Linked DNA regions of Homo sapiens: region 1 is linked to region 2. Evidence: chromatin loops called from intact Hi-C (ENCODE). Cell type or tissue: Calu3. All regions are shown on one strand. Each heading gives the region's core, and the rest is flanking DNA. Links, peaks and the distances in the headings are about the cores only.

The links. Peaks named below come from ENCODE experiments on the same cell type or tissue, not always from the same donor. Only the 100,000 strongest peaks of a DNase experiment are listed, where the experiment ranks them.
Region 1: a loop joins it to region 2, with 2.0 times the contacts of the local background. A loop is called at or near these places in 1 of 110 quality-filtered maps.

Annotation. Positions count from the first base shown.
Region 1 is chr2:119,084,604-119,087,515 of GRCh38, reverse strand. No RefSeq gene overlaps it. Among named protein-coding and RNA genes, the nearest start is that of C1QL2, 73 kb to the left of the region's middle. RefSeq lists a silencer at 1,663-1,829. In Calu3, for the core only: no CTCF peak of the experiment used is centred there; a DNase peak (open chromatin) is centred at 1,705.
Region 2 is chr2:119,173,395-119,176,306 of GRCh38, reverse strand. It overlaps LOC107985941 (a long non-coding RNA gene), which reads left to right. Exons shown (of 3, transcript XR_001739665.2): 3 at 578-2,912. Among named protein-coding and RNA genes, the nearest start is that of C1QL2, 16 kb to the right of the region's middle. In Calu3, for the core only: a CTCF peak has its summit at 1,668 (motif pointing right); a DNase peak (open chromatin) is centred at 1,676.

The sequences.
Region 1 (2,912 bases), core at 175-2,674, 89 kb after region 2:
GAGGTCATCCAAACCCCAGCACCCACAGGGATCTTCCTAGATACCCTACTATCCCCAAACTAAGAACATCCCTTCTCCAGCCTTTCAGACGATGTCTTTCCAGCACTGGTGTCTCTTTGATGAATGGGGAATGACATTGCTGGTGCCACTGATGTGACTACACCTACGCCCACCCCCGACATGGTAGCCATCATCTCAATAAAACTCAGTAACACCAACCTTCTGAAACAAATGGGACAAGTCATGGCCTCTTTTTACTCCTTTTTCCTTGGTCTATAACTTCATTTGCTTTTTAGTGTCATGAGGGCAGTGGCATAGGATTATGAAGCCTGGAGCCTTACACCCAGAGATTTTGATTTAATTGGCTGAGGGATAGCCAGAAAGCTTCAAAGAAGTTTCCATGTGACTCTGCTGTGCAGTTGAAATTGAGAGCCACGGATAGTCCAACACCTAATTTCACTCCCCTGCCCCCACAATCTGCTGCTACAAACAAAGCTTCAGGCACAGGTGACATTTGGCTGGAATTGCTGTTCCTCTGTCTTTATTTCTTGACTACCTAGATCCAGAAACTGCTTGATTTTCACATCTGTTATCTTATTTGATCTGCAGAAATGAGCTGGATGGAGATATATTTTGTTGGTAGAATGGGCCTAACCTCATAAGACCTTGTTGTTTTAGGATCATCTTTTAGGATAATCCCCTTTCTGCTTCCCTTGGCCTTGGTAAGGATTCAGAAAGCAGGGAGGCTCAGAAAACATGTACCCTAAGCATTGCCCCCAGCCCCTCCACTGACAGCTCAAATTGGGCGACTGAAGCCACTGTCGAACTTCAAGGTATCTTTGTACCGAGCTCATCAAAAAGCAAACACTCAGGCACTTGAATAAGATAAGCAATTTGTGGCTTTGTAAAAAGTCAATGCAATTCAATTTAGACCTCTTAAGGAGTGCCGCTGCCTCTCACATGTATTGTTTCCTTGTATAACCTGCTCCACCGAAGGGACTGCAGATTCGTCTTCTGTTTGCGAAGTGGGATGAAGTCCCTGGAACAAGTGACCTTCAAGAGCTGCACAAAACTTATAAATGAAGCTGTCGCCAAGAAACCTCATTCTTGCCTCAGCTCACAGCTTTCTTCCTTTATATAGATTTGATTTTCCAAATGGCAGATTATAAAACTAGCTATTTTTTTCATCCTAAACACAAATGCTTTAATTTCTTGTCTTTTTTTTTTTTTAAACAAGAGTGATGTTTTTAAAATGCAATCTCCACTCTAATCTTTACCACTTTTGAAAGGCTCCATTTTTTTTTTTCTCTTTTAACCCACGAAGTTATCTTTGGTGCCGGGGGCAGTACCCCTGGAATGTTCCTTTGTCCTCTCAGCTGTCTCAGGCCGGAGGTGGATGTTTTTTCTTGCTATTTGTTATTCTTTTTGTCATAGAACAGATTGCTCTTGGCTTCTCTTTATTTGCTCCTTTGTTGGTTTATTTAGAAAATAGGGCCAGTGTAGTCCTACCATGTCAGACAAATCCAGGGAAAATGAGAATAATAATTTTAAAATTACTGTTAGTGATCATCTACAATATGCCAGATACTGCACTTGGTGTTTTACATGTGCTTTTAAGTTTAATCCTTGCGGGCCAGGTGCAGTGACTCATGCCTATAATCCCAGCACTTGGGGAGGCCGAGGTGGGCGGATCATCTGAGGTCAGGAGTTCAAGACCAGCCTGACAAACATGGAGAAACCTTATCTCTACTAAAAATAAAACATTAGCCAGGCATGGTGGCGCATGCTTGTAATCTCAGCTACTCGGGGGGTTGAGGCAGGAGAATCACTTGATCCTGGGAGGTAGAGTTTGCGGTGAGCTGAGATCAGGCCATTGCACTCCAGCCTGGGCAATAAGAGCAAAAACTCTGTCTCAAAATAATAATAATAATAACAATAATAATAATAATAATCCTTGCAACAGCACTGTGAGATAAGTATTGCCAGCTTCATCTAATTGATGAGGCTCAGAGACAGGTTATGCAACTTCCTGAGGTCACACAGCTCCTAGATGCCAAAGCTAGAAGTCAAAAGCATGTCTGGCTAAATCCTCAGCAAGATCTCCAGTACTTCACAGATGTTGCTTCCTGCTTAGTTCCTCATGCCTGGAATGCAAGAGCTTCTTAGGTAGCACCTTCTCATATAGCTTCTCCTGGCCCATATCCCTGGGCATCCAAAGCCACTTGCTTGAAGAACTCCAGAGACCAAAGGGTGGCAGTTTTGGAAGTTTTCTCTTTGATTTCATTGTCACGTCTATATTAATGTTAGGCTTCTGCATGATCATTAGTGTTGCAACTTAACTCTGCTTGAGATGTTTTCACCCACATTAGAAGCATCCTTGCCTCTCTTGGATCACCTTTGTGGAAAACCCCATCCATTGCCTTAGGACAACCATGGGGCTTGAAGTTGTACCCAAATACATGGGCGCAGCACCTGGGGACAGGATATTGTTGTGGTCCTGCATTTCTTCCTCTCCACCTTTGGCCCAAGCATCCCAGAATGGGCCCCAAAGTGAACATGGACAGGCACTTCGTCCTGCCAGAGTCAGAAAGATCCCCCATCCCTACCACACATTGCCACCATCATCAGAAATTCAAAGACAAAGGCACCAGGCATCGGGAGGTGTCTAATACGCTTAGGATAGAATACCAGCAAGAGGGGGAAACACAGAAAATGCTGAATTGTGAAGTTTGGTCTAAAAATCTCTCCCAGCTATTTGGACCAAATCCAGACCTAGCGGCCTCTGAGTGAGCTGAGTAATTGCAGCTCAGTCTTCCTCCATATTCTCATCACGGGTGTCCCTGTGCACCGCCTTCTCAGGGGGCTGATGCACCTTCCATCTTCTTAATACTTCCAGCTTTTTCACCTACTCT
Region 2 (2,912 bases), core at 324-2,823:
GTGGCTACAAGGAGAGAGGCCTCAGGAGAAACAACCCTGCCAGCCACTGCCTTGATCTCAGACTTCCAGCCTCCAGAGCTGTGAGAGAATAAATGTCTGTTGTTTAAGCCACTCAGTCTGTGGCATTTGTTAAAACAGTCCTAACAAACTAATGCAATCTGCTATACCAACCCAGGTGGACATATGGTGTTTGAGCTTGAAGGTCATTTCTCCCACCCCCTTGTTTTACAGGGGAGCAACAGACCCAGAGAAGGGACCTAAGGTACTCAGTGCATGGAGAATTAGGGCCAGCATGGGAACCAAGCTTTTTATAACCTGGGCGCGCTTAAAGCCAGGGGCACCTGCACCACCGTCTTTTAGCCAGCACCTCCTGACCCCCATCAGTGCCCTCGGCTCGTACCCCGAGGAGGAGACTCGGGACCAGGCTCGGTTTTCTAGACTATTAGCTGGAGAAGTATAGCTGCAAGAAGTTGCTCAAGACACTGTCCTTCCAGACCCGGAGGATGTTGGGTTAGGGGAGGAACTGAAGGAGAGGGTGGTTCAGGCTTATCACACAGACTGACTGACTCTCTTCCAGACCTCAGTCTTATCCGTCAAATGGAGACCACGATATCTATGATCCCAGCTACAGTGGCAATGTTCCCTCCCTGCCAGCCGGCTGTGAGGATGACTTATGATGGCTGTGGAAGACTTGCTTCTGAATATACAGACTCTTGTGGAATGCAGCAAAAAGCCTGTGAAGGCTCCAAATAGAACTGGGTTCGAATACCACTTATGCTACTTGGCTACTGTATGACCTTGGGGAAGTTGCTTAACCTCTCTGAGCTTCAGTTTCCCCATCTGTAAAACAGGACTAATCACTTAAATCTGGAATGGTTGTTATGAGGATTACATCAGAAAACTCAGGCGACATGGCTGGTGTCTCCAAACGGCTGCATACATGCCTCGAAACCTCCTCACCTACTCCCCTTGGCACTTTCAAACTGCTATGATTTTGTAGAAAGGTGTGGAATTTAATCTCTGATCCGCTCCCCTCTGGGAGGTGATCTGCAGGGGCGAGGCTCCTCATGCCGACAATGGGCCTGTGCTTGGTGTGGGTGGTGGTTCCCTGTCCATTCCCTCTGGTCCTGGAGCCCTTCTGTTACTGGTGCACTGGGATCCTTTCTGCCTGAAGGCCTCTTTATGAGTCACGTAAACGGGGACCTGGCAGGGGTTCTTTAGAACAAATATTTCCACTTTCTTTAGAGGATCTGACTCTCCAGTTTCCCAATTAATGAGAGCTCAGGTTGACCCTGGATTTGACAAAAGCTCGCTCCCACTTTCAGGTTTGCCGACAGACTTTCGTGCTCTTCCTCATCCCCACTTTATTTCTACCAACCAGAAAAATTACCCCTCCTCCCTCTGCCGTTCTAGATTTTACCAGCCTGGGCGTTCAAGAGCCCCTATCCTTAATACCCCCATGCGTTGGCATGTGGTTTTCTGAGGCCCAGAAATCCCTTCCTTTCTTTATCCTCTGGTTCATAAAACTCCGATCAGACGGCCTCTTTCTCCGGGAACCCTTCTCTGGTCTTTCCAGACACAACGAACCCGGCCGGCTGCTGTGGCCTACGCTAGAGGCATCTGGGCAAGAAAGGATTAACGGTAATAACTGCCCACGGCCACCAGGGGGCATGCTACCCGGGACGGCTCAAGGGCTGTGCAACGTGGGGCTTTTGTCTAGTTGGAACCCCAAGCACAAAGTGACATTGCAGTGGTGTACCTGGAGCCCTGGACCATGGGGCAGCAGTCAGAAGTCAGTAGGCACTGTCCTAGGCAGACAGACAGGAATGCAGCCCCACCAGCCTCTGCAGTCTTTCACAGAGCACCCGTAGAGACCCAGGGCCTCCCGCTTCCCTGAGGAGGGGCTGAAGCAGCAATGCAGCCGGTCAGGAGCTTGTCTAGATTTTTCAGCAGAGAGGGAGGTTTCAAGCACATCTTGCTTCTTCACAGAGTCCCCAGCCCAGGGGGCTTTGATAGGGTAAAGCCTACCTGCAATTAGAATCACGATTCTGGCCCAGAGTGGGCTAGAGCAGCCCAGCGGACCCCTCCCCAAGTCCCCTCCCAAGGATGCTCCTGGCTCTCCAGGCGATAACCACACCTAATTTGTACTTTTTATTATTTATTTTTTTAGTTTTTTGAGATGGAGTCTCGCTCTGTGTCCAGGCTGGAGTGCAATGGCGTGATCTCGGCTCACTGCAAATTCCGCCTCCCGGGTTCAAGTGATTCTCCTGCCTCAGCTTCCCGAGTAGCTGGGATTACAGCCACGCGCCACCACGTCTGGCTAATTTTTGTATTTTTAGTAGAGACTGGGTTTCACCTGTTGGCCAGGCTGGTCACGAACTCCTGACCTCAAGTGATGCCTGCTTCGGCCTCCCAAAGTGCTGGGATTACAGATGTGAGCCACCGCGCCCGGCCCACCAGATGTGTACTTCTGAGGGGCCTTTGTCCCCTTACTTGTCTGCTACCTCCACCAGGTGGGAGCCCTTCAAGAGCACTGGCCACGTCTTGTTCACCCTGGCATCCCTAGTGAGGCCTGGCCCAAGTGAGTGACCTGTAAATGGCACGCCAAGGCCCTTCAGGCTCACTGGGTTTCCTGTGGACACGGCATTCTCTATGTGTGCCTGTACCCATGTGCTCCTGGCACACTGGAGGGGCTCACGTGTCCCACATAAGAGAGGTGAGTGGGGGCAGGGCCTGGCCAAGGAGCTGGATGAGAGGTGGGGCAGGCCTCATTGAGCACTTGGGAAATTAATTGAGGGGTCCACATTGAGCTCCCCACTCTCTCCTTCCCCTCCTCTTCATGAAACTCTTCAGGACCTCGCTGTCTTGTCCTTGGGTGACATGAGGGCCGGTCTTAGGTGTCGACTTGGCTA